Linked DNA regions of Homo sapiens: region 2 is linked to region 1. A link is a loop called in an ENCODE intact Hi-C map of the cell type or tissue named here. Cell type or tissue: mammary epithelial cell. All regions are shown on one strand. Each heading gives the region's core, and the rest is flanking DNA. Links, peaks and the distances in the headings are about the cores only. Region 1 overlaps OPA3 (outer mitochondrial membrane lipid metabolism regulator OPA3). Region 2 holds the start of RTN2 (reticulon 2).

What was found. Hi-C counts contacts between places; a loop is a spot of excess contacts. Peaks named below come from ENCODE experiments on the same cell type or tissue, not always from the same donor. Only the 100,000 strongest peaks of a DNase experiment are listed, where the experiment ranks them.
Region 2: a loop joins it to region 1, with 15 times the contacts of the local background. A loop is called at or near these places in 24 of 110 quality-filtered maps.

What each region holds. Positions count from the first base shown.
Region 1 is chr19:45,565,435-45,581,894 of GRCh38, reverse strand. The region is part of intron 1 of OPA3 (outer mitochondrial membrane lipid metabolism regulator OPA3); the gene reads left to right. Among named protein-coding and RNA genes, the nearest start is that of OPA3, 11 kb to the left of the region's middle. RefSeq lists enhancers at 420-920, 4,371-4,520, 3,998-4,633. In mammary epithelial cell, for the core only: a CTCF peak has its summit at 11,789 (motif pointing right); a DNase peak (open chromatin) is centred at 12,904; H3K27ac peaks cover 2,229 bases.
Region 2 is chr19:45,485,004-45,501,463 of GRCh38, reverse strand. It overlaps RTN2 (reticulon 2), which reads left to right and starts at 4,417. Exons shown (of 11, transcript NM_005619.5): 1 at 4,417-4,672; 2 at 6,325-6,369; 3 at 6,459-6,938; 4 at 7,044-7,298; 5 at 8,086-8,304; 6 at 11,911-12,118; 7 at 12,478-12,616; 8 at 12,758-12,827; 9 at 12,947-12,993; 10 at 15,351-15,409; 11 at 15,675-16,170. The coding sequence starts at 4,639. The coding sequence ends at 15,756. PPM1N (protein phosphatase, Mg2+/Mn2+ dependent 1N (putative)) reads right to left here and starts at 3,021. Exons shown (of 5, transcript NM_001080401.2): 1 at 2,053-3,021; 2 at 1,398-1,515; 3 at 903-1,008; 4 at 754-814. The coding sequence starts at 2,991. It overlaps LOC107985314 (a long non-coding RNA gene), which reads left to right. Exons shown (of 2, transcript XR_007067269.1): 2 at 1-654. RefSeq lists silencers at 2,724-2,793, 4,209-4,518, 8,441-8,680. In mammary epithelial cell, for the core only: a CTCF peak has its summit at 7,762 (motif pointing left); a DNase peak (open chromatin) is centred at 4,363; H3K4me3 peaks cover 1,095 bases.

The DNA of each region.
Region 1 (16,460 bases), core at 7,626-15,625:
CCTAGGAGGTAGAGGTTGCAGTGATCCGAGATTGCACCACTGCCCTCCAGTCTGGGCAACAGAGCAAGACTGTCTCAATCTCAAACAAACAAACAAAACACCCTCCCGCACAGCCAACTCTGCGTGAATTACTCTTTGTCTTGCAGTTCTCCTCTCTTGATGAATCAGCTCTGTCTAGGCAGCGGGCAAGGTGAACTCCTTGGGCGGTTACACACCATTCATCCCTCCATCCATTCATTATTTCCTTTAGCTGGTATTTTGTGAGCCTCTGCCCTGTGCCAGGCCTTGTGCTGGCAATGCTGGCGAAACAGCAGGGACCAAACCAGCACCAATCTGTGCCCTCAAGGAATTCCTAGTCCTGCGGGGGACAGACGTATCCCCCAACAGTGGGCAGAGCTGAGATGGGGGAGCCCACTGGGCACCTGACATGGCATGGGGTTCAGGGAGGGCTTCCTGGCAGAGGAGACATCTGAATTGGGACCTGAAGGGTGAGGACAACACCAGGACAAGGCGTAAGGAAAGCACTGGGGCAGAGGGAGGAGCACACACAAAGCCCACATGATTAAGGGAGTGCACTTTTTTTCCCCCTCTGTAAGTTTGGATGCTTAAAGTTTGCTTTCCAGGGCCCGGAATTCTTGGTTGTTCGGTGTTTGGTGGGGTCTTTGTTGGGGCTGCAGCTCTTAGAATGGGAAAGTATTAGATTTCACAGTTACCAAAGTGCTTTCCTGTTAGCCATCTCATTTGACCCCCACAACTGTTTTGTCCCCATGTCCGGAAAGAGGAATGACTTCCTCTGGTTTATAGAAGGGAAAATGGAGGTGTTGAGGGCAGCAGTTAATTGCTCAGGTCATACGCAGAGATTTGTGCCAGAGGCGAAACTTTGGACACTGAATTCCTAGACCCAGTTTGTTTCCTGTCTCTGCCTGTCTTCCAAACACTGTGACATTCTTAGCGTTGTGGTTTAGAAAATGGCTTCTGGAGCTGGGCGCAGTGGCTCATGCCTGTAATCCCAGCACTTTGGAAGGCGGAGGTGGGTGGATCATGAGGTCAGGAGTTCAAGACCAGCCTGGCCAACATGGTGAAACCCTGTCTCTACTCAAAATACAAAATTAGGCAGGTGTGGTGGCGCACACCTGTAGTCCCAGCTACTTGGGAGGCTGAGGCAGGAGAATTGCTTGAACCTGGGAGGCAGAGGTTGCAGTGAGCCAAGATCACACCACTGCACTCCAGCTTGGGCGACAGAGCGAGACTCTGTCTCAATAAATAAATAAATAAATAAATAAATAAATAAATAGGCTTCTGTGCTGGGCGCGGTGCCTCCCACCTATAATCCCAGCACTTTGGGAGGCCGAGGCAGGCAGATCACCTGAGGTCGGGAATTAGAGACCAGCCTCACCAACATGGAGAAACCCCGTCTCTACTAAAAATACAAAATTAGCCAGACGTGGTGGCGCATGCCTGTAATCCCAGCTACTCGGGAGGCTGAGGCAGGAGAATCGCTTGAACCCAGGAGGTGGAGGTTGCAGTGAGCCGAGATCACGCCATTGCACTCCAGCCTGGGCAACAAGAGTGAAACTCTGTCTCAAAAAAAAAAAAAAAAAGGCCGGGTGCAGTGGCTCGCGCCTGTAATCCCAACACTTTGGGAGGCCAAGGTGGGCAGATCACGAAGTCAAATTTCAAGACCTGCCTGACCAACATGGTGAAACCCCTTCTCTACTAAAAATACAAAAATTAGCTGGGCGTGGTGGCACGCGCCTGTAATCCCAGCTACTCGGGAGGCTGAGGCAGAAGAATCACTTGAACATGGGAGGCGGAGGTTGCAGTGAGCCGAGATCGTGCCACTACACTCCAGCCTGGGTGACAGAGCGAGACTCCATATCAAAAAAAAAAAAAGAAAAAAAAAAAGAAAGAAAATGGCTTCTGGAGTCAGACTGACATAGGTTTGAATCCCTACCCAGACTGGTGACTTTGGGTACGTCATTTAGCCCCTCTTAGCTTCAATTTCCGATTCTGTACATTGGGTATTATGTAATGGTCACATTAACTGGGCTTGTACTTTGTGCCACGGCTTGTCTGCAGCACCTTCCAGCCTCTGGCACTGGGTCCTCACCAGTTATGATGAGGTAGATACTATTATTATTATTATTATTATTTTGTGTATATACTATGTATGCATTATGCTGTAAATAATATTTATTGTGTTGTGGTGAGGATTAAGTAAATGGATATAAAATGTTAAGTCAGTGCCTGGCATAGGGTCATGGCTGTCACGTAGATGTTATAGATACAACAGGCAGGAAAAAGCAAAACATCTTGCCCTCAGGTACCTTACATTCTTGTGGAGGAAGCCAGACAATAAATGAAATAAATAGTTGGCTGGGCCCAGTGGCTCATGCCTGTAATCCCAGCACTTTGGGAGGCTGAGGCTGGTGCATCACTTGAGGTCAGGAGTTTGAGACCAGCCTGGGCAACATGGTGAAACCCCATCTCTACTAAAAATACAAAAATTAGCCAGGTGTGGTGGCAGGCACCTGTAATCCCAGTTACTTAGGAGGCTTAGGCAGGAGAATCACTTGAACCCAAGAGGCAGAGGTTGCAGTGAGCCGAGATTGCACCACTGCACTCCAGCCTGGGTGACAGAGTGAGATTCCATCTCAAAAAATAGTTAAAAGATGAAGTATATTAGATAGCAATAATTGCTCTAGGAAAAAAATCAGGGTTGTAGAACAAGGAGTATTTAAAGGAAGGCTATAAGCCTAGATAGGATTGTCAGGGAGAACTCACTGAAAATATGCCAAGGAGGGAGGGAACGAGCAGCATTGCCATCTGGGGGAAGAAACGTTCCAGCCCAGAGGATCCCGCATGCACACAGGACCTGAGGCATGAGCGTGCCTGGCACACAGGACAGAGGAAACTGATGACGGGAAAGGGGGACAGTTTGTATGGGGCCTGTGGGTCACTGCAAATGCCTTGGCTTTACTCTGAGTGGAACAGGACTTACTGGAGGGTTCTGTGCAGCAGAAGGACAATATCAGAGTTCTGTTTTATTTTATTTTATTTTATTTTTTGAGACAGAGTCGCACTCCGACACCCAGGCTGGAGTGCAATGGTGTGATCTTGGCTCACCACAACTTCCGCCTCCCGGGTTCAAGTGATTCTCCTGCCTCAGCCTCCCGAGTAGCTGGGATTACAGGCATGCGCCACCACGCCCGGCTAATTTTGTATTTTAAGTAGAGATGGGGTTTCTCCATGTTGATCAGGCTGGTCTCTAACTCCCAACGTCAGGAGATCTGCCCGCCTTGGCCTCCCAAAGTGCTGGGATTACAGGCATGAGCCACCACGCCTGGCCCGGGAGCAGAGTTTTTAAGGATAACTTGGTGGGTGAGGGGAAGCCAGTGAGCCAGGAGTGCTGATTGGTCAGAGATGAAATCATAGGAATTCAGAGATGTCTTGTGCTCAGTTAGTTCCTGGGTGGCGGTGGGGGAGGGGGAGGGCGGGCACAAGATCAGATGAGCCAATTTTTTGATCTGGGTGGGGCCAGCTGATCCATCAAGTGCAGAGTCTGCAGAATATCTCAAGCACTGATCTTAGGAGCAGTTTAGGGAGGGTCAGAATCTTGTATCCTCCAGCTGCATGACTCCTAAACCATAATTTCTAATCTTGTGGCTAATGTTAGTCCTACAAAGGCAATCTAGTCACCAGGCAAGAAGGAGGTCTGCTTTGGGAAAGGGCTGTTACCATGTTTGTTTAAACTATAAACTAAGTTTCTCCCAAAGTTAGTTCAGCCTTCACTCAGGAATGAACAAGGACAGCTTGGAGGTTGGAAGTAAGATGGAGTCAGTCAAGTTAGATCTCTTTTGCTGTGTCAGTCATAATTTTGCAAAGGCAGTTTCAGGATTACAGGCGTGAGCCACCACGCCTGGCCTCAAAATCTAAAATATTTACTCTCTGCCCCTTTACAGGAAGAGTTTTCTGACCCTGCTCTAGAATAGTATCCCTGCCCTTGTTTTTTGACATTGACATTGGAGCCAGTCCTCTGATTGATAGTGTGTCCCGATGTCTGGAGTCTCCTGATTGCTTCCCCGATTGGATTCATGTTGAACATGTTTGGCGGGAACACCACAGACTCGAGGTGCCTCCTAAGGACATCCCTTCAGGGGACTCCTGAGGTCTATTTGTTCTGTCATTTGTGATGGTGATTTGGATCGCTTGGTTAAGGTGTAACCATGTCAAGAACCTTTCCTTTTCCTCTTAGTAATGAATAACCAGTAGATTTGTTTACAAGGTAGAGCCAGCAGGATTTCCCATGGATTGGGTGTGAGACAGCCGACTGGAGGAGGGGCAGGTTGGACAGAAAGACCTGGAGCTCAGTTAGGGACAGGTCGAGTTGGAGATGCTACCAGATATTGCAATGTACTGGCTTCTTACATTTACACCTTTTAATTACATCATTAGTGTCTTCACACTGCTGATTGCCCTTTGCTGTGGCCCCCAGCCATGGTGATTGGAATTTCCCAGGGTGCACTGGCGGCCCTGCTTTCTCTCAGGTCAGGCGTCCTGAGCTGACCAGCAAATCCAGTATCTGTACCTTTGGCTGAGATACTTTTGACTCAGCAGGCTGCGCCCAGCTGTCTCACAGGAGAGGCTGGAGCAGTAGCTGTGGCTGCCTGAGGAAAGAACAGTACATGCTAGAAGCATAAATCATCGATGATGCACCCTGTTGGGGAGGCAAAGATCTTTTTAAACACAGAATTCCTTTGTTTAAATTATTTTAACCCAAAAGTAAAGGAGGTTGGTGATGTTAGGCAGGTTGAGGCCATGCCTGCAAAGTGCACTTTTGGTGCTCCCAGGGAGGCTGTGAGATATCTCTGGGCAGTAGGAAAATTCCAGCTCATCTGTGTTTATTCCTTTGGCGCGCACTGGTCCTTTTTCTGGTTTATCACACACAGTAGGCAGTAGAGTGACTGGTCCCCCAAAGATGTCCACATCCTTATCCCAAGAACCTGTTGAATATGTTACCATGCACAGCAAAGGTGACTTTGCAAATGTGATCAAATGAAGGATTTGGGGATGGGGAGATGATCCTGAATTATGCAGGTCAGGTCAGTGTGATCACAGGGGTCCTTATAAGGGAAAGAGGGAGGCAAGAGAGGGAATGATTTGAGGGATGCTGCCCCGCTGGCCTTGAAGATGGAGGAAGGGAGGCATGAGCCAAGGAATGCGGGCAGCCTCTGGAAGCTGGAAAAGCCGAGGAGATGGATTCTCCACTGGAGACTTCAGAAAGGAACACAGCCCTGCGGACACCTTGAGATTAGCCTAGTGAAAGCCATTTTGGACTTTTTTTTTTGGGGGGGGGGGGATGGAGTTTCATTCTTGTTGCCCAGATTGCAGTGCAGTGGCACGATCTCAACTCACTGCAATCTCTGCCTCCTGGGTTCAAGCGATTCTCCTGCCTCAGTCCCCTGAGTAGCACCCACCACCACACCTGGCACCCACCACCACACCTGGCTAATTTTTTGTATTTTTAGTAGAGATAGGGTTTCACCATGTTGGCTAGGCTGGTCTTGAACTCCTGACCTCAGGTGATCCACCTGCCTTGGCCTCCCAAAGTGCTGGGATTACAGGCGTGAGCCACTGCGCCCAGTTTTTTGTTTTGTTTTGTTTTGTTTTTTGAGAGGGGGTCTCACATGGTCGCCCAGGCTGGATTACAGTGGCATGATCTCAGCTCCCTGCAACCTCTGCATCCCGGTTTCAAGCGATTCTCCTGCCTTGGCCTCCTGAATAGCTGGGATTACAGGCGCATGCCCTAATTTTTGTATTATCAGTAGAGACGGGGGTTTCACCATGTTGGCCAGCTGGTCTTCAACTCCTGACCTCAGGTGATCCACCCGCCTTGGCCTCCCAGAGTGCTGGGATTACAGGCGTGAGCCACCACAACTGGCCCCCATTTCAGACTTCTGACTTCTGGAACTGTAAAATAATAAATTTAGGGCAGGTGCGGTGGTTCATGCCTGTTATCCCAGCACTTTAGAAGGTCGAGGCAGGAGGATCACTTGAACCCAGGGGTTCAAGACCAGCCTGGGCAACAAAGCGAGACCTTGTCCCTACTAAAAATAAAAAACAATTAGTGGGGCATGGTGATGCATGCCTATAGTTTTAGCCACTCAGGAGGCTGCGGCAGGATTGCTTGAGCCCAGGAGAATGAGGCTGCAGTGAGCTGTGACCGCACCCCTGCACTCCAGCCTGGGTGACAGAGCAAGACCCTGTCTCAAATAATAATAATAATTTGTGCTGTTTTAAGCCACTGCATTTGTGGTAGTTTGTTATAGTGGCCGTGGGAAACAGATACACCATGATCATTCATTCAGGTTGCTGAGGTCATTTTTTCAGAAGTGCTCAGCTCTGTGGCCATTCTTATGAATTTAGGCCATGGACTTGGTTTCAGTTTTCTTTTTCTACATAGCCATCTGATCCAAAGCTTGGTGGCTTACCGTAGTAACTCTTAGCCAGGTGCAGTGGCTCATGCCTGTAATCTCAGCACTTTGGGAGGTTGAGGTGGGTGGATCACTTCAGGCCAGGAGTTCGCGACTAGCCTGGGCAACATGGCAAAACCCTTTCTTTACTAAAAATACAAAAATTTAGCGGGTACCTGTGGTCCCAGCTTCTCAGGAGGCTGAGGCAGGAGAATCGCTTGAACCTGAGAGAGGTGGAGGCTGCAGTGAACCGAGATCGTGCCACAGCACTCCAGCCTGGGCAACAGAGCAAGACCCTGTCTCAAAAAGGCAAACAAACAAAAAACCCAGTCACTCTTAGTTTCTGTTACCTTTGTGGCTTGCCTGGGCTCAGCCGGACAGTTCTTTTGCTGGTTGCTGCTTGGCAGGCTCTCATCCAGGTGCAGGTGGAGGTGGCTGGGCTGGAGTCATCTGGAACTGGCACTGGGACTGGGGAGTTGGTTCCCTCTCAGCGTAGCCTCTGGGCCTCTCTTCTCCACGTGGTCTTTCCTGCAGGGTAGCTGAATATCTCACATGGCTGCTCAGGACTCCCCAACAGCCAGATTTTCATGAGGGAAGAAGCAGAAGCTGCAGGTTATTTAAGGGCAAGGCCTGGAATCTTCCAGCGTCATTTCCACCACACTATTGGTCAAAGCAGCTCCAGGCACAGACCACAGTGGGTGTGGGAAAGAACTGCACAGGGTGTGATACGAAGGGGTCCCTGATGGCACAGTCTGCCACAGAGTAGGCACTCTTGGCTTCGGATCTTGGCACTGCTGCTTATTAGCCATGTGACTTTGAGCAGGCAGCTTGACCTCTATGAGCCTCCATTTCCATATTTATCAAATGGGATACTAATAGAACTTATCTCCCAGGATTCTTGTGAGGATGCAGCAGGATAGTGGATAGGCGAGCCCTGGCCCGGGACATGCCCATCTGGTTGCTACTACAGGCTACAGGGGGTATACATGGAATCCGTTTTTTTTTTCTTTTTTTTTTTTTTTTTTGAGACAGAGTCTTGCTCTGTCGCCCAGGCTGGAGTGCAGTGGCACGATTTTGGCTCATTGCAAGCTCCGCCTCCCGGGTTCACGCCATTCTCCTGCCTCTCAGCCTCCCGAGTAGCTGGGACTACAGGCGCCCGCCACCACGCCCAGCTAATATTTTTTGTATTTTTAGTAGAGACGGGGTTTCACCATGTTAGCCAGGATGGTCTCGATCTCCTGACCTCGTGATCCGCCCGCCTCAGCCTCCCAAAGTGCTGGGATTACAGGCGTGAGCCACTGCGCCCAGCCCCCTTTGTTTTTTTTGAGATGGAGTCTAACTTTGTTGCCCAGGCTTTTGCCTTCCTGAGTAGCTGGGATTACAGGCGCCTGCCACCACGCCCAGCTAATTTTTGTATTTTTAGTAGAGACGGGGTTTCACCATGTTGGTCAGGCTGGTCTCCAACTCCTGACCTCAAGTGATCCGCCCGCTGTGGCCTCCCAAAGTGTTGGGATTACAGGCGTGAGCCACCGCACCCAGCCGGAATCCCTTCTTGTCATTACTGCCCAAGTGCCAAAACCTCTGCTTCTAGATAAAGACTTCGTGCACTCAGATCCTTGCCCTGCTGTTTACGTGGTGTGTGTCCTGCATGAGTCCCTCTGCCTTTCTGTACCGAATAGCACTTAACCTCATAGTTCTGATGTTCCCTCAGCACCATTCAGTAAACAGTGTTTACTGTTTACTGTTTGCAGCGCGGCCTCGAACCAGGCTGCCTGCTTATCTGTCCCCGCTCTGCCACTTTCTGTGTGACCCCAGGGAGAGTTATTTAACCTCTCTGGGCCTCAGTTTTATGCTTGTAATTGGGTTGTTATGTGGATATTAAGATCCATAAAACATAGAACTGTACCTGGCCCTCAAGTACTCTGTACATGTTTATTTACTTATTTATTCATTTTATTTGTTTATTTTTTGAGACAGAGTTTCGCTCTTGTTGCCCAGGCCGGAGTGCAGTGGCGTGATCTCAGCTCACCGCAACCTCCACCTCCTGGGTTCAAGTGATTCTCCTGTCTCAGCCTCCCGAGTAGCTGAGATTACAGGCATGTGCCACCATGCCCAGCTAATTTTTTGTATTTTTAGTGAGACGTGTGAATATAAGATGAGATTTGGGTGGGGACACAGCCACACCGTATCACTTGGCCTGGGGGATGGGGACTATGCTGTGGGGGAATTGGGCAGGCAACAGCCTTGTGTAGAACCAGGTCTCTGGCAAGGTACCTGGTGAACTAGAAAAAAACCTCCGTCTGAAGGCACACAAGCTTTGCCCTAGGTAGAGACTGATACATTCTCCTCTGAGAATTTGTAGCCACTGACTGTCCCTCATGTGGGCTTGGGGCCTCTTTGAAAGGTCCTGGAAGTTGCAGGCTGAGAATGAACCCCTAGGGGTACCTAATTGTATCTAAGCACCTGGCAAGGGCAAACATAAACTCTTCCTGCCTGTGCTCTCTCTGCCCAGGCCTTGGAGAAATCCTTCAGATAGAGTTCCAGCACATACAAGCTCACAGTAAAAAAAAAATATATATAGATAGATATATATCGAGATATATATCTATATATATAGTATGATATATATATCTATATATAGTATGATATATATAGATATATATCGAGATATATATCTATATATATAGTATGATATATAGGTATATATTGAGATATATCATATATATAGTATGATATATATAGATATATATCTCATATAGATATATATGATATATATCGATATATATATTTATATACATATATCATGATATATATGATATATATCAATATATATATTTATATACATATATCATGATATATATCCATATATGATATATATATCATATGATATATATATCTCATATCTCATATATGATATATATCTCATATATCTCGATATATATGATTATTATATGATATATGATATATATCATATATTGATATACATATATCATGATATATATCGATATATATCGATAATCTCATATGTTGATATATATGAGATATATATCGATATATATCTCATATATGTCGATATATATGAGATATATATCGATATATATCTCATATATGTCGATATATATGAGATATATATCGATATATATACTATATATATTTTTATTTTTTATTTATATGAGATATATAATCATATATATCGATATATATGAGAGATATATATATATCTCATATATATATCAGACCAACCTGACCAACATGGAGAAACCCCGTCTCTACTAAAAATACAAAATATATATATATATCAATATATATTGATATATATATATACACCACATGAAAAAAGCAGCCACCATGAGCGAGAGCCAGCAGAAAAACATGGCAGGTCACAGCCTGCAAACGTGGAATTATCAGATGTGGATATAAAATACCTAAGCTTATCTGTTAAGAGGATAAAAGAGAAGGATATTAAAACACAAGTAAAATGAAAAATTGCCAGGAAGCTGGAAAAAGAATTAAACAAAACTTCTAGAAAGGACAGCTACAACAGTTGGTGTTCAGCTCTCAATAGAAGGGCTAACTAACCACCAGGTTAAACACAACTGCCAAGAGGATTGGGGAGCTGAAAGGTGCACAATATGGAGGAAAACTAGTGAGCTTTCTGGGGCACTTCCAGTAGATGCCCAGGAGTGCTACCTGCAGGTCCTGATTTGGTGGACGTAGGGAAGGGGTGGACGTGTTTATTTTTAGCAGTCTCTAGAGTACATTCTCACACGCACCAGTGTTTGAAAATCACTTTGCTGGAGTTTATTTATAATCACCAGAGCGTCACATCAGTTATATTATATGGCAGCCAGGCTGCTGCTGGTGACCTCCAAACATTTATTATTATGTTCTCCTATCAAGGAAACACTTCTGAGGTTCCTTCCCTAGCATATATGTATGCACGTGTGTACACATATGTAAAATTATTTAGCAGTCAGCCAGGCACGGTGGCTCATGCCTGTAATCCCAGCACTTTGCGAGTCCAAGGCGGGTGGATCCCCTGAGGCGGGGAGTTCAAGACCAACCTGAACAACATGGAGAAACCCCGTCTCTACTAAAAAAATACAAAAAATTAGCTGGGCATGGTGGCGCATGCCTGTAATCTCAGCTACTTGGGAGACTGAGGCAAGAGTATCGCTTGAACCCGGGAGGTGGAGGTTGCGGTGTGCCAAGATCGCACCATTGCACTCCAGCCTGGGCGACAGAGCAAGACCCTGTCTCAAAAAAATAAAATAAAATAAGTAAATAAATAAATAAATGAAAGTATTTAGCAGTCATGTATAGCGCTAACATATAATAGTATGGTTATATTATATGCATTTAAAAACATACACAAAAATTAGAGGGATGAAACGAACATAAAAATTTTTAAAATAAACTTATTTATTCATGCCCCCCCCCCCCAAATAGTTTTGCTGTCACCGAAAACATTTTCCTATGCAGACATTATTAAGTAAATTTGGAAACTCTTGGTGAAACCCTCTGTGAGAGTCTGGCTTTGAATTTTTTTTTTTTTTTTTGAGACAGAGTCTCACTCTGTCGCCCAGGCTGGAGAGTAGTGGCACAATCTCGGCTCGCTACAACCTCCACCTCCCAGGTTCAAGTGATTATCCTGCCTCAGCCTCCCGAGCAGCTGGGATTACAGGCTTCTGCCACCACACCCGGCTAATTTTGTTTTGTTTTTGTTTTTTTCCCCAAGATGGAGTCTCACTCTGTCGCCCAGGCTGTAGTGCAGTGGTTCAATCTCAGCTCGCTGCAGCCTCCACCTCCCAGGTTCAAGCAATTCTCCTGCCTCAGCCTCCCAAGTAGCTGGGATTACAGGGGTGTGCCATTATGCCCAGCTAATTTTTTTTTGTATTATTATTGGAGATAGGGTTTCACCATATTGGCCAGGCTGGTCTCGAACTCCTGACCTCAGGTGATCTGCCCACCTCAGTCTCCCAAAGTGCTGGGATTACAGGCATGAGCCACCGCTCCCAGCCAGCTTTGACATTCTTTGTATGTGGCTGTCACAGCTGGCAAAGACCTAACTAAGGCACATAGTCTCAGATGGAAGAAGTGTGTCATTGGCTGCGTTTAATCTCGCTGCTCCTTTTTTAGTCCCACCCTTCATTATGCAGAGGCATTTGCTGGAATTTGCTCATGTACTCATGGCTAAATCTTCTGGCCGATTTCTGAACAGGGATCTTTTTCAGAAGCCCCTGTGTAGAGGGCTGGCTGATTTGCAACCTGAGTGCATCCCAGGGAATCTACTTGCGCTGGCTGCAAGCAATATGCCAAGTGGACAGGAGAGGGCGCCCGTGTCAGCCTGGGGATGGCGCCTGCCTGAGAAAGCACCAGAGGCCATCTCGGTCATTGACCCCGGTGTATCTCTGTATTAGTTTGTGCTCATCTGTAATTAATTGAAAACCCAGCCAGTAAATGTCAATCAAACCTTAAATCAAAAGGGTGTTTTTTGCTGGCTTTTCAGTAAGCCCTGAGGAAGGCCTGTTCTTGGTTGGTTTGGTGGCTCAGTGGTGTCATTGGGAACCTGAGGACTCCATCTCTGCTGTGTTGGTGCTCAGGCAGTCCTCATGGCCTCAGTAGGGCTGCTGCGGCTCCAGGCATTGTGCCTTTATGTTTCATAAGGGAGGAAGTCTATGCGTGTGTGTATGGAGGGGCGGGTGGTCAGGTAAGTGAGGGTAACGCTTCAAGGAGGAAAATCCTTTTCCAGAAGCCCCCAGGAAACTCCCCTCACTGCCAGCTTACCACAACCGGGTCACCTCCCACCCCTTGGTGTATGGGAGGTTGCAGTGGTGAGTATCGGCTTCTAAACTCTAATGGAGGTGGGGAGGATGGAATTACTAAGACAGTAGAGAATAATATAAAGTAGCACTGGTAATCAGACGCACTGAAGTTGTTCTGAAATCTTTTTTGTTTATTTTGAGACAGAGTCTTGCTCTGTCGCCCAGGCTGGAGTGCAGTGGCGCGATCTCGGCTCACTACAACCTCTGCCTCCTGGGTTCAAGTGATTCTTCTGCTTCAGCCTCCTGAATAGCTGTGACTACAGGTGCCCGCCACCACGCCCAGCTAATTTTTGTATTTTTAGTAGAGACGGTGTTTCACTATGTTGGCCAGGGAGGTCTTGAACTCCTGACCTCAAGTAATCTGTCTGCCTTGGCCTTCCAAAGTGCTGGGATTACAGGCGTGAGCCACAGCGCTCGGCCCTAGCCTCTCTGTTAATTGCGTCCTCTGAGCCTTAGAAACCCCTGAGTATCCTCTATACCAAGTTGAGTTGGTCTCTCCAGGCCTGGGAGGAGAGTAGAGGTGGGGATCATTTTCTGGGGTGTGGCTATGCTTCAGTCCATTAGGAGGCTGAGTAATTCATTCACTCAACAAATCTTTATTTAGTGCCTGCTGTGTGCCAGGAACTGTTCTAAGAGGCATGACTCAGTAGTCAACAGAACAAAGATCCTTGCTCTCATGGGGCACATTTGAGGGTATTAGTTACCTGCCTAGTGACCCCAGGGCACAGAGGGGTGCCTCATCCCGGATTTCCTGCCAAATTCCCAGGCTGAATCCAGTGGTCCACCCTGCGTCACATCCCCATCCCAGCACCGTCTCTGTGGCCCAGGGAAAGCAGTGCCCTAATTGGCCAGGCTCAGGAGTGGGGTTACCTCCTCCTGAATCCCTTGAACCAAAAGTTGGGGAGATAGGATCCCCCAGGATGCTGGGCAGATGGAACCAGTCATGCCCCTCTGGTAACTGGAGCATTGTGTGTTACTGCAGTCTCGGGTTGCTGTAATGGAAAGATCAAGCCAGGTCTGTGGGAGGAAGCACTGCCTATTGCGGCCTGCACAATTCTGTTAATACTTGGAGCACTGTTAGGGCAAGCTTAAAACTGGCTGGATTGGGCGGGGGCACAGTGGCTCACACCTGTAATCCTAGCAATTTGGGAGGCCGAGGTGGGCGGATCACCTGAGGTCAGGAGTTCGAGACCAGCCTGGCCAACATGGTGAAACCCCATCTCTACTAAAAATACAAAAATTAGCCAGATGTGGTGGGGCATGCCTGTAATCCCAGCTACTCGGGAGGCTGAGGCAGGAGGGTGGCTTGAAACCAGGAGGCAGAGGTTGCAGTGAGCCGAGATTGTGTCACTGCTCTCCAGCCTAGGTGGCAGAGCAAGACTCTGTCTCAAAAAATAAATAAATAACAAAATAAATAAATAAATTGACTGGATTGCCAGGTGGGGTGGCCAACACCCGTAATACCAGCATTTTGGGAGGCTAAAACTGGAGAATCACTTGACCTTTGGAGGCTCAGGTTGTAGTGAGCTGAGATCGTACCAGTGCACTCCAGCTTGTGTGATAGAGTGAGACTGTGTCTCAAAATAACAGTAATAATCATTGTCATCATCATCATCATCTGACTGGATCACATCTGGGGAAGTGCAACCAGGGCAGAGACTGGCTTGAAGCTACGTTTACCCTGAATAATAATTTATTGACTGATAATAACAGCTTTTATTTAATATGCTTTCCATTATCTCAGCAAATGATCTTAACCACCTTATTTAGGGAGTTTATGACCATCCTGGTTTTATGAGTGAGGAAATCTCTCAAAGCGAGAGAAACAGGTTCCCTGAGGCAGTACAGGATAAGAAGTCATATCCCACTGGCTCCCAAACTCCTCCTCTTATGTTTAATTATTGGCACTTGATTTTTTTGGTATATTCTTTGTTGAGATATAGTATCTGTACAATGCAAGGTACAGATCTAAAGGCTACAGTTCAATGAGTATTGGTACATGCATATACCCATGTAACTAGTACCCAAGATATAAAACATCGTCATTACTCTAGAAAGGTCCCTCCTCCCCTGCTCTGTCTCCTTATCTGACTTCTCTCCTTGTTGATTAGTTCTGCTTGTTGTTCAACTTGATATAAATGGAATCATACACTATGAAATTTATGTTTAGCTTTTGTTCATTTGATACTTCTGAGATACTTCTTGCTGAATGTATCAATAGTTCATTTCTTCTTCTTCTTTTTTTTTTTTTTTTTTTGACACAGGGTCTCCCCCTGTCACCCAGGCTGGAGGGCAGTGGCACAAACACGGCTCACTGCAGCCTCAACCTCCTGGGATCAAGCGATCCTCCTGCCTCAGCCTCCTGAGTAGCTGGGACCACAGGCACATGCCACCATGCCCGGCTAATTTATTTTATTTTTTGTAGAGATGGATCTCACTAAGTTGCCGATAGTGGTCTTGAACTCATGGGCCCAGGTGATCCTCACCGCTTGGCCTCCCAAAGTGCTGGGGTACAAGTGTGAGCCACCATGCCTGTCTAGTTTATTTTGTTATTTTGTTTATTACTCTTAATAAAAGTGTATTCTTTTCTTTTATTACAGTATATGAATATGCCATGCTTTGTTTAATAACTGTCCTAGTGATGGGCATTTGGGTTGTTTCCAAGTTATTGCAAGTAAAGGTGCTATGAACATTTGTGTACAAGCCTTTATATGGATGTTTTCATTTCTCTTGGTAGAAATGAAATTCTCCCAGTAATTATCTAGGAGTAAAATTTCTGGGTTATATGGTAAGGTTATATTTAATTTTATAAGCAGCTGGCTGAGCCAGGTGCGGTGGCTCACGCCTGTAATCCCAGCACTTTGGGAGGCTAAGGCGGGCGGATCACAAGGTCAGGAGATTGAGACCAGCCTGGCCAACATGGTGAAACCCTGTCTCTACTAAAAATACAAAAAAAAAATTAGCTGGGCATGGTGGCACGTGCCTGTAGTCCCAGCTATTTGGGAAGCTGAGGCAGGAGAATCACTCGAACCTAGGAGGCAGAGGTTGCAGTGAGTCGAGATCATCCACTGCACTCCAGCCTGGGCGACAGAGCGAGACTCCGTCTCAAAAAAAAAAAAAAGAGAAAAATCAGGCTGGTGGATCATCTAAGGGAGTGGTGGCTCACTCCTGTAATCCCAGCTCATTGGGACTCCAAGGCGGGTATTATCATCTGAGGTCAGGAGTTAGAGACCAGCCTGGCCAACATGGCAGAGCCCTAACTCTACTAAAAATACAAAAATTAGCAGGGCACAGTGGTCTGCGCCTGTAATCCCAGATACTCGGGAGGCTGAGGCAGGAGAATCACTTGAACCCTGGCAGCAGAGGTTGCAGTGAGCTGAGATTGCGCCTTTGCACTCCAGCCTGGGCGACAGAGCAAGACTCCATCTCAAAAAACAATAATAATAATAAAAAAAAGAATATTAAACCAATCTTATATTCCTGCAGAAATCCCACTTGATTATGCTATATTATCTTTTTTATATATTGCTGGCTTTCGTTTGCTAATATTTTCCTAAAGATTTCATCTGTGGTCATCAGTGACATATTCTATAATTTTATTTTCTTGTATGTCTTTGTCAGATTTGATTGATTGATTGATTTGATTAAGACCAAGTGTCACTCTGTCACCCAGGCTGCAGTACAGTGGCAGGATCATGGCTCACTGCAGCCTTGAACCTGGGGGCTCAAGTGATCCTCCTTTCTGAGCCTTCTGAGTAGCTGGGGCCACAGGCATGCACCACCACGTACAGCTAATTTAAAAATCTTTTTGTGGCCGGGCGCGGTGGCTCATGGCTATAATCCCAGCCTCTGGGAGGCTGAGGCAGGTGGATCACTTAAGGTCAGGAGTTCAAGACCAGCCTTACCAATATGGTGAAACCCTGTCTCTACTAGAATTACAAAAATTAGCCGTAATTAGACTAAATACAAAAGTTAGTCTCACTCTGTCGCCCGGGTTGGAGTGCAATGGCATGATCTCAGCTCACCACAACCTCCGCCTCCCAGGTTCAAGCGATTCTCCTGCATCAGCCTCCCGGGTAGCTGGGATTACAGGGTCATGCCACCATGCCCGGCTAATTTTTGTATTTTTACTAGAGACGGGTTTTTACCATGTTGGCCAGGC
Region 2 (16,460 bases), core at 3,977-11,976, 77 kb after region 1:
CCTCATCAACATGATAATCACCAAACTCCCACCTCTGCCATGCAAAGGCCTTGGGGCTCTAAACCCAGCTTCCTCCCTCCCATTTCTTCCCTGATGCCACTCCATGCCTTGGTCCACCACTATACATCTTTGGATATCTCCAAATTCTCCTTAGCTATCTGGGCCCCATTACAGCTTCTCTTGTCTAAGACCTGGATCATACTCATGTATGTCCTGATGGTATCTGCTGTGCGTCTAGGCCTTAGAATTGGTCATTAGCATTCCCTGAATGTTTCCATCTTATTCTTGGATGTGGGAAGCACTTGGGCTGATGGGGCACTGCAGAGCGTTGCCGGCTCACATTTCTTGGAGGGGAATCACAGTCTCTTCTCTGCATCTGCGTCTCCCTCCTCATGCCTTGCACAATGCTTCAGGGCTGGGAGTAGGAATGTATTAATATAGCAAGCTGGCTGGGTTGCAGTGGCTCCCGCCTGTAATCCCAGCACTTTGGGAGGCCAAAGCAGGAGGATCCCTTGAGCCCAGGAGTTTGAGACCAGCCTGGGCAACATAGTGAGACCCAGTCTAAAAAAAAAGAGAGAGAGAAAAGAAAGGAAGGAAGAAAAGAAAAAAAGAGAAAGAAAGAAGAGAAAAGAGGAATAAAATATATCAGGCAAATCCCTTATCCTCACTGGCTTCAATTTCCCTGTCACTAAGAGGGGTGGGCGGGGGGGCGTCCCCTCCTAAGAGAAACACTGGAGAACACAGGATCCTTACCTCTCCGCACTCTTCTGAGACCTGGCAGATCTGAGAATAAACTTCAGCAATGACAGTGGCCCTGGAGAGCACAGGAAGGCCCTCAGGAGGGGACTCTCCTCCTTCCACCCCACCCTCATTCCACCCCACCCTTCCTCACCCCAACTCACTTGCAGTCCAGCCCTCCCCCAGGAGGTAAATCTGGGATGTCCTCTGAGGCCAGAGTCCTGAAAACTGTGTTCAGGCTGGGGGGCTTCTGAGCAGAGGCACACAGTTCTGAGAAAGAGTCAAGAGTTAGGCTGGGCACAGTGGCGCACGCCTGTAATCCCAGCACTTTGGGAGACCAAGGCGGGCGGATCACTTGAGGCCAGGGGTTCGAGACCAGCCTGGACAACATCGTGAAACCCCGTCTATACTAACAATACAAAAATTAGCTGGGTGTGATTGTGCATGCCTGTAATCCCAGCTACTCAGGAGGCTGAGGCAGGAGAATCGCTTGAACCCGGAAGGCAGAGGTTGCAGTGAGCCAAGATCACGCCACTGCACTCCAGCCTAGGAGACAGAGCAAGACTCCATCTCAAAAAAAAAAAGAAAAAAAGAAAAAGTTATGGCACAGCCTTCACTGGCCAACCACCCCTCCAGCTGGGCCCCCAGAGTCTGCTCACCAGCGATTCTGCAGCCCAGGGCTGCGTCCAGTGCTAGCTCCCTCCTGATCGCCTCCTCAGAAGGCCTAGGGGCCCCAGGGAAGCAGACCAGGATGCAGGTCATGTTGTCCAGGCTGCCCTGAAGCCGGTGGAGAAAAAGGAGCCCGGTGGGGGAGAGTCCAAGGCAGAGCTTCCCAACAATCCCCAGGTTCAAGTCCCCCACTTCATTCTACTTATGCCCATTTCTTTCGCGTCCCACCCACCTGCCAATCCTCTCTTACTGGGACCAAACCCGGTCCTAGGCGCTCCCAATTGAGAGAACAATGCCTTTTCCCTAAAGCTCCGCCCGCTCTGATGTTTACCTGCTCTTCCACCTTCCAGCACTAATCAATACTTCCGGCCCGGCTCCTACGACCCAGAATCGCCCCTTTCCAAAAGACCACGCCCTTTCTCTTAAGTCCCTTCCACTAACTCTCCCGTGCCTCAAAGCATCCCTCAGGCTCCGCCCCTGTATTTTGGCCCTGCCCACTTCAGGCCACGCCCTTCGCTTGAGTCCTATCCCCTCCTTTGCTAGCTTTACTCTTGCCTCTCTATCAAAGCCCTCCTCCCCAAAACCCCGAGGCTCTCTCCCTCTGCTGCACCAAGCCCCAAAGGTACCACGCCACGCCCCCAGGACCTTGCACAGACACGTGTCCAACAGCTGCGCGCAGAGAAGCTCTGGGGCCAGGCCCAAGCGGAGGCGTGAAGCCACCAGTCCCGCCAGGGCAGCACCAGACACAGTGTCCCAGACGCCATCAGAGGCCAGGAGCATGAACTCGTCCTCAGCCTGGCGTGCCAGTGCGGCCACCTCTGGCTCCGCAGAAACGAGCTGTAGCTCGGGGGGCCTCCCCGGAGCCTCCTTGTAGGTAAAGTCGCCCAACGCTCGCGACACGGCCAGAGAGCCCTCGACGCGGCGGCGGCGGATGGTGCCGCCAGCGGCGTGGATGCGCTCGCGTTCCCGGGGTCGAAGGGGCCGGTGGTCCTCTGTGCTGAAGGCCACGGCGCCAGCGCGGCTCAGCACCGCGCGGGAGTCACCGCAGTGCGCCAGGTACAGAAACCGCGGGGAGACCAGCAACACCACGGCCGTGCAGCCGCCCGTTTCCACGCGGGGCCAGAGGGAGCGCAGGCGCTCGTCGGCGCTCAAGAAGGCTCGGCGCAGCGCCTCGCGCACGCCCTCGGGCTCGCTAGGCTCCGGGCCCAGCTCCTGGAGCACATGGCCTGGCAAATGGCGTGCACCGAAGCGGGCAGCTCGAGCCCCACCGTGGCCGTCGAGGACGGCAAACAAGGCCCAGCCCGGGGGCAGACCAGGTAACGAAAGCCAAGTGCAGTGAGCATCCTCCATGCGCGCGCGCCAGCCTTGCGCTGCGCTCGCCCCGAAGCGCAGGCCCCCAGACGCCTCGGCACCCCCGTGCGGCCGCTGGGCGCGGCGCGGCGCTGTCAACAGAGACCGAGGCCCTTCGGGGGCCCTGCGCCCCGCCTCCTCCTCCTCCTCTTCCTCCCTCCCCTCCTTCTCCCTCTCCTTTTTCTTGCAAGCGGTCCAGAGGAGACGCTGCAGCTGGCGGGCCAGGACCGCCATCCTTCAGCCCTGGGATCAGGAAGGCTCCACCCTGTACACCTGCCCGCCCCCTCCATTAATCCCCTCCGCTGTGAGATTTTAAACCATCTAAATCTCCTTCCTGTCCTTTGACCTGCTCTTTAGGCGGGTCACTAGAAGGAATTACACTTCTGGGTCTCCTGTTTCCTGCACCTACAAAGCGGGGTTTGGGATCTGAATCAGGAAAAAAAAAGAAAAAAGATAATACTGTACCAGTGGCAAACTATTACATAGTACTAATGTGTCACACACTGTTATACATCATCATCTCCAGTTTACATATGGAAGAAGAAACAGAGTCACAGAAGTAACCGGTGTTCCAGGGAAACTAATTCTAGAATCTGTGTTCTCAACACAACACTCAGTCCAAGCTCCTCCCACCTCAGTGGTACAGCCCCCAGCCTCAAAACCTGTAAATACCATACTTGGCCGGGCGCGGTGGCTCACGCCTATAACCCCAGCACTTAGGGAGGCCGAGGCAGGCGGATCGCTTAAGCCCAGGAGTTTGAGACCAGCCTGGGAAACATAGCGAGACCCCGTCTCTACAAAAATTAACATTTAGCCAGGCGCGGTGGAACACACCTGTGATCCCAGCTACTCAGGAGGCTTAGGTGGGAGGATCACCTGAGCCCGGGAGGTCGAGGCTGCAGTGAGCCGTGATCGTATCACTGCACTCCAGCCTGGGCAACAGAGCGAGACCCTGTCTCAAAAAGATATATATATATATATATATATATATATATATATATATATATACATATTTTTTTTTTCTTTACTGTTTTTAGTTCGACCCCTCCCCTCTGGGGCTTCGCTTATTTTCTCTTCCAGGCCCCGCCCATCCAGGATTCAGGCACACAGCTCCAGACCCTTCTAATTTTCGCAGACCTGGAATCGCCTGGAATCCGACCCCACCCAGTTATATTTGAATAATTCCCTGTTGCTTTAGCCCTGCCCACGTTTGAGCTCCTCCGCGTGCCCCAAAAGTTTCTGAATCGTTTCATTCGGCCCCCTTTCTCGCTCCCTCTGCAAATCTAGGCTCGGACCCTACCTCAGAGCATTAGAATCTTTCCACCCCCTCCTCAATGGCACCCCGAGCACCACCCCAACCCACCCAGGGATCCACGCTCTCATCCTCTCTGCCGTGGCTCGTTCACCATCCTCTCCCAAGTCCCTCGCCAGACTCCAGGCCTCCTTCCCTCTTCCCCTAAAGGCTGCGCCCTCTGCGATCTAGGCCCCGCCCTTCAGGCCGCTTTCCCCTCCTTCCTGGCTCCGTAGCCCACCCTCTTGGTTCCGCCCCTTTAGTAAGAAGGCCACGCCCCTCCGCCTGATCCTCGGCGTTTCCCCGCCCCTCACCCTCCCTCTGGTACCGCCCCGCCCGTCTTCTGGCCCCGCCCCCGGCCGCGCGCTGCAGTGCCTTCCCCACCTCGGCCCCGCCCGCCCCCGCCGAGCCGAGCACCAGGGCGGCGGCGGCGGCGGCGGCGGCGGCGGCGGCTGGAGCAGCCCGGGAGGAGGAGGCGGCGAGAATGGCAGCGGCGTCGTGGGCGCGGCGGAGATGAGCGCCCGCGACCCCGGGCCCAGGGCGGCACAGCCGGAGTGGGCGGGGGTCCCGATGCAGGCCCGAGGGGGGCCATGGGGCAGGTCCTGCCGGTCTTCGCCCACTGCAGTGAGTAGAGGAAGACTGGGGCCTGGTGTGGGCCCCAGAGGTTCAGGTGGGGTACTCCCCGGTGTCCCCTCGGCGCTTGCCCGCAGGAGAGCCGGGATGGGGGGAGGAGGCATAGGAGACAAAGGAAGCTCTCCCCTCCCCCGCGCTCTGGCGGCGACGGGGGTAGCCTGACCCGGAGGACCTGGACGAAACAGGGCGGAGGTGAGGGGGCACTGAGACAGCAGGCGGGGGGCGCGCTGCGCTCTGGGACGTACCGCCCGGCCCCGCCCGGGAGCGAGGACGCGCGCGGGGAGCTGTCCCCTGGCTCTGGTGCTGGCCGCAGCTGGCGGGGAGGGGGTTGAACGGAGGGTAGAGCCAGGATGGAAAACAGGGGTCTGGCTCCCAATCACTTGCCTTCGCATCCCATCCCCGTTTTCTGTCCAAGAGGCAGCCCCGACCTCGCCCAAACTGTCCAACCCTGTCCCGGGAAAACAGCCATCCGTGGTTTGGGGGCAAGGACTCATGGGTTCTTAGCGGTCTTTACCACTGGTTAATGGTAATCCTGGGGAAGACCCACACCATTCCAGGCCTCCTATTCCCCAGCTGAGGAAACGAGGTGAGGGCACAGGGCGTCAGATTTCAATTTCCAAACCGCATTGAGCATCATCTATGTGCAAAGCTCTGAACTAGCTCTAAGGGGCTGGATTCCCAGCTGAAAACGCCTAGCCTCACAATCTCTGAGCTCACAGCTATAACAGTCCATGTCTACCGTTCTCTGTCCCACACATGGGGGTTCTGACAGCTGGGGATTTCAACACCCTTAGATCTAGCCATTTCCATGTCTCGCGTGTCCAGATGCCAAAATTCTAAGAATTGGTGATTTCAGCATTTTCGAGTATCATCCCAACATTCTATGATCTTGTCGTTAACTTCAGATTACAAAGGGAGGACCACCTCGTCTGTCTCTCCCCACCGCCCTTACCTCTCTGTTCTCACCTCCCACTCCTCTCCTCCTCAGTCACTCTTCTCCAGTCATATCTTCGCACCTCTCAGTTCCTCAGATGCCAAGCATGGTGCCTGGCTCAGGGCCTTTGCACTGGCTTTCTTCTCTACCTGGAAGACGTCCCTGAACATCTGCATGGCTTCCTCACTTCCTTCAGATCTCTGCTCAAACGTCATCTTATCAGAGAAGCCTTCTTGACCACCCTATGAGAAACAGCACCCCTTCACTTTCTCTTCCCCTACCCTTCTTTACTTTGCTCCCTATGCTCATCTGCACCCGACGTCATATATTCACTTGTTTATTGTTTGTCTATCCCAAAGAGTGTCAGCTCTAGGAGGGCAGGGATTTTGTCTGTTTTCTTCACAGCTGTATCCCCAGGACCTAGAACAGTGCCTGGCACATAGTAGGTGCTCAATAAGTGGTTGTTGAACGAATGAATGAATTGAAACCTCCTAAGATTCCTACTTTGAAGACTCTAAGATTAAGATTCCTGGATTTGGACTTCAAAGACTCTGAGCTTCATCAGGCAGTGATGCTAGGTTTTAGAGTCTGTGTGCAGAATGTTCTAAAAATCCCGTGATTCAAATATTCTAAGATTCCAGGACTGGGACACTTCTGTGATTCGGACAGTCTAAGCTTCTAAGAGTCTTCGATTCTTTCCCTCTCGCAGAAGAAGCTCCGTCTACAGCCTCCTCAACTCCTGATTCCACAGAAGGTAAGTGGTGGGGAGCATGTGAAGGGGCTCAGGGCTGGGCAGCTCAGGGACCTGCTGAGGGAAACAAGGCTCTCCTTCACCCACTGCAGGAGGGAACGACGACTCTGATTTTCGAGAGCTGCACACAGCCCGGGAATTCTCAGAGGAGGACGAGGAGGAGACCACGTCGCAGGACTGGGGCACCCCCCGGGAGCTGACCTTCTCCTACATCGCCTTTGATGGTGTAGTGGGCTCCGGGGGCCGCAGGGATTCAACTGCCCGCCGCCCCCGCCCCCAGGGCCGCTCAGTCTCGGAACCACGAGACCAGCACCCTCAGCCCAGCCTGGGCGACAGCTTGGAGAGCATCCCCAGCCTGAGCCAATCCCCGGAGCCTGGACGACGGGGTGATCCTGACACCGCGCCTCCATCCGAGCGCCCTCTGGAAGACCTGAGGCTTCGGTTGGACCATCTGGGCTGGGTGGCCCGGGGAACGGGATCCGGGGAGGACTCTTCCACCAGCAGCTCCACCCCGCTGGAAGACGAAGAACCCCAAGAACCCAACAGATTGGAGACAGGAGAAGCTGGGGAAGGTGAGATGTCCGAGGTGCTGGGACCAAAGCCAAGAGGGGTGGGTGGTTTCTCCTTGGGGCACCTCCAAGAAGAAAGCTCACGGCCTCCTCTCTCTACCGTATCAGAACTGGACCTACGACTCCGACTTGCTCAGCCCTCATCGCCCGAGGTCTTGACTCCCCAGCTCAGTCCGGGCTCTGGGACACCCCAGGCCGGTACTCCGTCCCCATCCCGATCGCGAGATTCGAACTCTGGGCCCGAAGAGCCATTGCTGGAAGAGGAAGAAAAGCAGTGGGGGCCACTGGAGCGAGAGCCAGTAAGGGGACAGTGCCTCGATAGCACGGACCAATTAGAATTCACGGTGGAGCCACGCCTTCTAGGTAAGCAACGTGTATGAAGATGCTGCATTGGCCCACAGAAGGCAAAAGGTGAGAGGATTTTGAATTAAAGGGACCAACCTCGCAAAGGAACAGTACATAGTGGAAAAGGGAAGAGATAGACGTGATATCACATCTGGCTAGACGTGATAAACTCCGCTTTTTAAAAAAATTTCCCCGGCCGGGCGCGGTGGCTCATGCCTGTAATCCCAGCCCTTTGGGAGGCCGAGGCGGGCGGATCACTTGAGGTGAGGAGTTCGAGATCAGCCTGGCCAACATGGTGAAACCCCGTCTGTACTCGGGAGGCTGAGGCAGGAGAATCGCTTGAACCTGGAAGGCAGAGGTTGCAGTGAGCCAAGATCGCGCCACTGCACTCCAGCCTGGGCGACAGAGCGAGACTCCGTCTCAAAAAATAAAAATAAAATAAAATAATCCTCCCTCTTCTGGAGTGCTCCTCCTAGTGGCTGATTTTGGACAGGCCAAATCCCTGAAAAAATACAGTTCTCTCCTTATTTAGATGTGGCCGTAGAATATTTATAAGTAAACTCTGTGCCTTTTAAAAACTCTTCTTTTTGGCCGGGCGCAGTGGCTCATGCCTGTAATCCTAAACACTTTGGGAGGCCGAGGCGGGAGGATCCTTTGAAGCCAAGAGTGCAAGACCAGCCTGGGCAACATAGGGAGACTCGATCTCTATTTGAAAAAACAAACAAAAACCCTCTTTTTCCTGACCACATCTATTGGCCAGTTGTAAAATGACCCAGCCTTACTTTAAAATATGCTCCGCCTCCAGGAACAGCTATGGAATGGTTAAAGACATCATTGCTTTTGGCTGTTTACAAGACGGTTCCAATTTTGGAATTGTCCCCACCTCTGTGGACAGCCATTGGCTGGGTCCAAAGGGGCCCCACCCCCCCTACTCCTGTCCTCCGGGTTCTACTGAAGTGGGCAAAATCCCCGAGAAGCAGCGGTGTCCCCAGCCTCTCACTCGGAGCCGATATGGGGAGTAAAGGTGGGCTTGCGGAACGGGCTGGACGGGGGCTGAGGTCGGCGGAACGGGGTCCAAACTCGCCCTTATCTCCTGCACATCCGGAGCATTTTTATTACTGATCTGCTTCCGCAGCGCTGCAGGCTGGGGCTAGGGGGCCGAGGGGCAGTATAGGGAGGACCCAGAGGGAGCATGGGGTCCCTTCTCCTTCGAGCCAGCACTTTGGGGCCCAGGAGCAGGGAGGACCCCCTCCCCCAGCCTCGGCCCCAGGCAGCGCTGTCACTCAGGGGCCAGACGGGCCAGAACAGCTGCGGGGAGGCCCCCTCCCCCCAGCGTGCCTAAACTTAGCCCCCGCCTCAGGCGACCTGGCCCCTCCCCCATCCACCGGCGCCGGCCACTAGGAGCCTGCCTGGGAGGGCCCTGCTATGGGGAGGGAGGGGCTGCCCTATTTGGAGGTAAATGAGAGGAGATGCATTGGAAGGAGACGGAAGTGAGGGGTGAGCCTCTAAGAGGGACCGGTCGGAGGGGTCAGTTGGAGGGAGTGTGGGAGGATAGAGAGGATCTGGAAAGAAATAGAAAGGTACTGAGTTCCTGGTTTTCAGGACTCAAAGGAAAGCAGATTACTAAAGTTTCTTTTTCTTTTTAAGCCACAGAGTCTCCCTCTGTCGCCCTTTCTGGAGTGCAGTGGTGGGATCATAGCTCACTGCAGCCTCCAACACCTGGGCACAAGTGATCCTCCCACCTCAGCCTCCCAAGTAGTTGGGACTAGAGCCACAGGCCACCACGCCCTGCTAATTTTCTTATTTTGTTTGTAGAGACAGGGTCTCACTATGTTGTCCAGGCCTCAGGTGATCCTCCCGCCTCGGCCTCCCAAAGTGTTGTGATTACAGGAGTGAGCCTAAAGTTTAGACAGATGAGATGAAGGTTGGGGTACAAAGGTCACTGGTCAGGGCTGAGGTTGGGTTTAGGAGGTGTGTTTTAGGGTCTCAGAAAGGGGTCAGAAATTTGAGTTAGGCCCTGGAAAGGAGTATGGCGTGATTAATACATTTAGGACTTAGAAACATGTGTTGCTAAGGGTATCAAGGGGATATCACTTTACACCTGACAGATTGGCAAAAGTTAAAAAGAACTGCAACCCACTGCAGGGCAGGATGCTGGGAAAAGATCTTTCTCTTGCTTCTTGTGGAAATAAGAACTGTTATGGTCTTACTAGTAAGCAGTGTTTCAAAATTTATGACATTAAAAAAATATATATGACCGAGCGCGGTGGCTCATGCCTGTAATCCCAACACTTTGGGAGGCCGAGGTGGGAGGATCACTTGAAGCCAGGAATTCAACCTGGGCAACATAGCGAGACCCTATCTCTACAAAACATTTAAAAATTAGCCAGGTTTAGGAGGTCGAGGTGGGCAGATCACAAGGTCAGGAGATCGAGACCATCCTGGCTAACATGGTGAAACCCCGTCTCTACTAAAATACAAAAAATTAGCCGGGCATGGTGACGGGCGCCTGTAGTCCCAGCTACTCGGGAGGCTGAGGCAGGAGAATGGCGTGAACCCGGGAGGCAGAGCTTGCAGTGAGCTGAGATCGCGCCACTGCACTCCAGCTTGGGCAACAGAGCGAGATTCTGCCTCAAAAAAAAAAAAAAAAATTAGCCAGGCCAGGCATGGCAGCTCATGCCTGTGATCCCAGCTAGTTGGGAGGCTGAGGCACAAGAATCTCTTGAACTCGGGAGGCAGAGGCTGCAGTGAGCTGAGATCATGCCACTGTACTCCAGCCTGGGTGACAGAGGAAGACTTTGTCCAAAAAAAAAAAAAAAAAAATTAGCACGATATCGTGGTGCCACCTGTAGTCCCAGCTGCTAGGAGGCCGAGGTAGGAGGTTTGCTTGACTCTGGGAGGTAGAGGCTGTAGTGAGCCATGATCACGCCACTGCACTCCAGCCAGGGTGACAGAGTGAGACTCTGCCTCTAAAAATAAAAAAAAAAAAAATGTGGCCGGGCGTGGTGGCTCACGCCTGTAATCCCAGCACTTTTGGAGGCCAAGGTGGGTGGATCACCTGAGGTCAGGAGATCAAGACCATCCTGGCTAACACGGTGAAACCCCATCTCTAACTAAAAATAACAAAAAATTAGCCAGGCATGATGGCACATGCCTGTAATCCCAGCTACTCGGGAGGCTGAGGCAGGAGAATCGCTTGAACCCGGGAGGTGGAGGTTGCAGTGAGCCGAGATTGCACAATTGCACTCCAGCCTGGGCAACAAGAGCGAAACTCTGTCTCAAAAAAAAAAACAAACAAACAAACCAAGGTCAGGCGTGGTGTCTCACGCTTGTAATCCCAACACTTTGGGAGGCCGAGGTGGGAGGATTACTTGAGGTCAGGAGTTCGAGACCAGCCTGGCCAACATGGTGAAACCCCATCTCTACCAAAATATAAAAAATTAGCCGGGTGTGGTGGAGCCCTCCTGTAATCTCAGCTACTCAGGAGGCTGAGGCAGGAGAATTGCTTGAACCCAGGAAGCGGAGGTTGCAGTGAGCCAAGATTGTGCCATTGCACTCCAGCCTAGGCAATAGAGCGAGAATCCGTCTCAAAAAAAATAAAAACAAAAACAAAACACACACACACACACACACACACACACACACACAGACACACAACCAGTCCACCCAGCAATTCCACCCTGGGAATCTGTCTCAGAAATAGTCACTCCAGGAGGTGAGAATATCTGTTGGAGGATGTTGCTTGCAGCCCTGCTTGCGGTGAAGGGGTTAGGAAACAAACTGAATGACCCAGCAATAGGTACATGGTTAAATAAAATGAATGAGAGCACAGGAGCACAGCCACAACACAGAATACTATGCAGCTCTTTAAAATAATGAATTAAGGCCAGGCGCGGTAGCACATGCCTGTAATCCCAGCACTTTGGGAGGCCAAGGCGGGTGGACCACGAGGTCAGGAGTTCGAGACCAGCCTGACCAACATGGTGAAACCCCGTCTCTACTAAAAATACAAAAATTAGCCGGGAATGGTGGCACATGCCTGTAATCCCAGCTACTTAGAAGGCTGAGGCAGGAGAATCGCTTGAACCAGGGAGGCGGAGGTTGCAGTGAGTCGTGATTGCGCCACTGCACTCCAGCCTGGGCAATAGAGAAAAAAATAAAAATAAAATAAAATAATTTTTAAAAAATTGCAAATCGGGCTGTGTGCTGTGCCTCACACGTATAATCCCAGCACTTTGGAGGGCTGATGCAGGAGGATAACTTGAGGCCAGGAGTTCGAGACTAGCCTGGGCAACACAGTGAGAGCCACCTACCTCTAAAAACAGAAACAAAAACAAAAATTAGCTGAGTGGTGGTGCACACCTGTAGTCCCAGCTACTGAGGAGGCTGACGTGGGAGGATCACTTGAGCCCAGGAGATCGAGGCTGCAGTGAGCTATGATTGCACCACTGCCTCCAGCCTGGGTGACAGAGTGAGACCCTGTCTCTCAAAAAAAAAAAAAAAAAAAGGAAATCAGGTTATGCTCAAACAGGTGTGTCGAGAAGTCATTTTCAGCTGTAGGACAGGGAAAGGGAGGTGAGGAGACCAGCCAGGTCAGGTACAAGCCCTGATGCCCCCCACCCCTCCACAGTGGCGGACCTGCTGTACTGGAAGGACACGAGGACGTCAGGAGTGGTCTTCACAGGCCTGATGGTCTCCCTCCTCTGCCTCCTGCACTTTAGCATCGTGTCCGTGGCCGCGCACTTGGCTCTGTTGCTGCTCTGCGGCACCATCTCTCTCAGGGTTTACCGCAAAGTGCTGCAGGCCGTGCACCGGGGGGATGGAGCCAACCCTTTCCAGTGAGAACCCCCGGCCCCTGACCTGAGCCCCTGTCCTGACCCTAAAGCATGACCCACGACCTCAAATCAGGCACCGACTCCCACCCGGACCCCGACTCATCTTGATCATTTTTCATCCCGATCCCCTAACCTACCCTTCAATCCTAATCTCTGATCCTAACCTGGTACCCTTCATCCTCGATCCCTTCCCCTGACCCTGACCCTGACCCCAGCCCTCTACATATGATTCCTCTGAGCTGCCCCTCAGTCCTAACTCTGGTCTTCTCCCAACCGCCATTCCTCTCCCTTGTTTCAGCTGCCCCTGCACCAGTCTGAGCTGGTCACCCACTGAGTCGCCCCACACTCCTTTGTCCCCGCAGGGCCTACCTGGATGTGGACCTCACCCTGACTCGGGAGCAGACGGAACGTTTGTCCCACCAGATCACCTCCCGCGTGGTCTCGGCGGCCACGCAGCTGCGGCACTTCTTCCTGGTAGAAGACCTCGTGGATTCCCTCAAGGTGGCCTGGAGCTCTCAGCCCCTCCTGGGTTCCCCCATTCACCTCTGCATGGCTAGGGGGTGGGAGGGCGACTGTTGGGTAAATTCACAGCATGAGAGGGAATTCCCGGTGGGCTCTGCTGACCCTGACCTTCACCCCCAGCTGGCCCTCCTCTTCTACATCTTGACCTTCGTGGGTGCCATCTTCAATGGTTTGACTCTTCTCATTCTGGGTGAGCTGGGAAGGCCGTAAGGGGCAAATGGGGACTTGGAGTCTGGTGGGGGACAGGGCTCCAGATGGAACTGTTCATCTCTTGGGAACACCCTGACGCCCCCATCTCTGTACCCACAGGAGTGATTGGTCTATTCACCATCCCCCTGCTGTACCGGCAGCACCAGGTGAGTGTGACACCCTCAGTTGTCAGCACCCCAGCTAAACATGGGGGTCTGACCATCTCCTTCCAGAACCGGGGTCCCATTGACAGATGTCCCGGCCAGACACAGGTGTCCTGGCTGCAGCACCTTCCCAATACAACCAGAGTCTAAGTAACATGTCTTATCAGCATCAGCCAGGGACAGGCTTTTTGTTTGTTTTTGTTTTGTTTTGGGTTTTCTTTGAGACAGAGTCTTGCTCTGTTGCCCAGGCTGGAGTGCAGTGGTGTGATCTCGGCTCACTGCAACCTCCGTTTCCTGGGCTCAAGCAAGTCTCCTGCCTCAATCTCTGAGTAGCTGGGATTACAGGCATATGGCCACCGTGCCCGGCTAATTTTTGTATTTTTAGCAGAGACGGAGTTTTGCCATGCTGGCCAGGCTGGTCTCAAACTCCTAACCTCAAGTGATCTGCCCACCTTGGCCTCCCAAAGTGCTGGGATTACAGGCGTGAGCCACTGTGCCTAGCCTTTGCTGCCTTTTTTTTTTTTTTTTTTTGAGATGGAGTCTCGCTCTGTTGCCCAGACTGGAGTGCAGTGGCACGATCTTGGCTCACTGCAGCCTCTGCCTCCCAGGTTCAAGCGATTCTCCTGCCTCAGCTTCCCGAGTAGCTGGGATCACAGGTGCCTGCCACCATGCCTGGCTAATTTTTTGTATTTTTAGTAGAGACCGGGTTTCACCATGCTGGCCAGGCTGGTCTCCAACTCCCGACCTCAGGTGATCTGCCCGCGTTGGCCTCCCAAAGTGCTGAGATTGGCCTTCACTCTTGATTTTAACTGACATGTCAGTTAAATGCTACTGCATTCCAGCCTGGGTGACAGAGCAAGAGTCTGTCTCAAAAAAAAAAAAAAAAAAAACCAAAAAATAAAAAATAAAAACATAAAAATAAAATCAAGAGTGGGATGGCTGTTGCCCACAAGACTGACATTAGCAGGACTGCTGACATCCATCCTATCCAGAGACAGGCGGATGGACTGACAGCCCCTTCTCCAGCACAGCTGGGAGCCACATGATAATATGCCCTGCCAGTTAGTCCTAACTCTGTCCTTCACAGGCTGGAATCACCAAGACTCACAATTAAACTGTATTTAAATCAGGCCAGGCACAGTGGCTCACAACTGTAATCCCGGCACTTTGGGAGGTTGAGACAGGAGAATTGCTTGAGGCCAGAAGTTCAAGACCAGCCTCGGCAACATAGTAAGACCCCCATCTCTACAAAAAGGTTAAAAACTAGCCAGGTGTGGTGGCACACACCTATAGTCCCAGTTACTCTGAAAGCTGAAGCAAGAGGATGAGTTGAACCCTAGGAGGTAGAGGCTGCAGTGAGCTGTGATCATGCCACTGCACTCCAGCCTGGGCAACAGAGCAAGACCCTATCTAAAAAAAAAAAAAAAAAAAAAAAAAAAAAGGCTGGGCATGGTGGCTCACGCTTGTGATCCCAGCTTTGGGAGGCTGAGGCAGGCGGATCACTTGAGGTCAGGAGTTCGAGACCAGCCTGGCCAACATGGTAAAACCCTGTCTGTATTAAAAATCCAAAAATTAGCAAGGCTTGGTGGTGTCCACCTGTAATCCCAGCTACTCGGGAGGCTGAGGCAGGAGAATCGCTTGAACCCGGGAGGCAGTGGTGGCAGTGAGCTGAGATTGCACCACTGCAGTCCAGCCTGGGCCACAGAACAAGACTCCGTCTCAGGAAAAAAAAAAAAAGAAAGAAAGAAAAAGAAAAAAAAAAGAACAAGAAAAAAATAAATAAATAATCCAAAAATTAGCCGGGCATGTTGGTGCACACCTGTAATCCCAGCTATTCGGGAGGCTGAGGCAGGAGAATCGCTTGAACTCAGGAGGCTGAGGTTGCAGAGAACCGAGATCATGCCACTGCACTCCAGGCTGGGTGACAGAGCGAGACCCTGTCTCAAAAAAATAAATACAAATAAATAAATAATTTTTTAAAAAACACGAGTATATAAATCAATCCACTCAGGGACTCGGTGACCAATGCCAGTGCCTTCTGTTCTCACCCTACCCCACAACACACACGTATGCAAACTCACTCAAAGATTAACCATCGTGCCCAGGACACGGCCTCACTGCCAGATACTTGTGCGTTCCACCTGACATCACTCTCCATACAGAGTATGGCCCAACTCACTGACCCTATAACTGGCATCTCTGGCATCTAATGTATTCTATGAAGTTTAGAGCCGGGGGTGGCGTGGTGGGCCACTCTTCACAACTCCTAATTTGGAGGTTGGGGAGGAAGCAGCCTCCTATGTGACTAAAGAGAAGAAACCCCTCCAATCCCTTCTTTCACCTTTCTTTGGTCTCCCCAGGCTCAGATCGACCAATATGTGGGGTTGGTGACCAATCAGTTGAGCCACATCAAAGCTAAGTAAGAGCATGGGGCGGAGGTCGATGGGAGGGGGAAGTGGGGGAGCTTGGGAACCTTTCCTTTCTACTCTCGCTGTCCGCAAATCTCCTGGGGTAATGTCCCCTTGAAAAGGCTGAGGAGGCAATTCCAATGTAGGCCACTAGGTGGAGGGCAGGAGCTGGCTTCGGGCTCTTGGTCAGTTTCCCACCCAGCTTTCCCCGTTGTCCCCAGATGCCCACCCCGCGTCTCTTGCCCCACCTCGTGATCCCACCTGTTTCTCCTTCAGGATCCGAGCTAAAATCCCAGGGACCGGAGCCCTGGCCTCTGCAGCAGCCGCAGTCTCCGGATCCAAAGCCAAAGCCGAATGAGAACGGTGTCTCTGCCCGCAGGACGCCTGCCCCCAGCCCCCGCAGCCCTCTGGCCCCCTCCATCTCTTGTCCGTTCCCACCCACCCCCCTCCTCGGCCCGAGCCTTTTCCCGGTGGGTGTCAGGATCACTCCCACTAGGGACTCTGCGCTAATTACCTGAGCGACCAGGACTACATTTCCCAAGAGGCTCTGCTCCAGGAGTCCAGGAAAGACGAGGCACCTTGGCCGCGGGGCCTGCTGGGACTTGTAGTTGCCTAGACAGGGCACCACCCTGCACTTCCGGACCCGCCGCTGGAGGCGCCGTGAGGCGTTGGTGTCTCCTGGATGCTACTAGCCCCAACGCCGGGGCTTTGCATGGGGCCCAGGGGAGGCCTGAGCTTGGATTTACACTGTAATAAAGACTCCTGTGGAAAACCCGAGGCCTCTTGTGCTTCCAGAACCCTCCAGTTGTTCACCTTTCTGCACTGAAAGGCACTTAAGTGACACTCCAGGAGAACCTTCCCCATCTCTGGAGAAGGAGCTCCCTCTGCCATCTGTGTAGGTTATGAAATGATTGAGGGGAGGCCGGGCGCAGTGGCTCACGCCTGTAATCCCAGCACTTTGGGAGGCCGAGGAGGGCGGATCACTTGAGACCAGAAGTTCAAGACCAGCCTGGCCAACATGGTGAAACCTCATCTCTACTAAAAATACAAAATTTAGCCGGG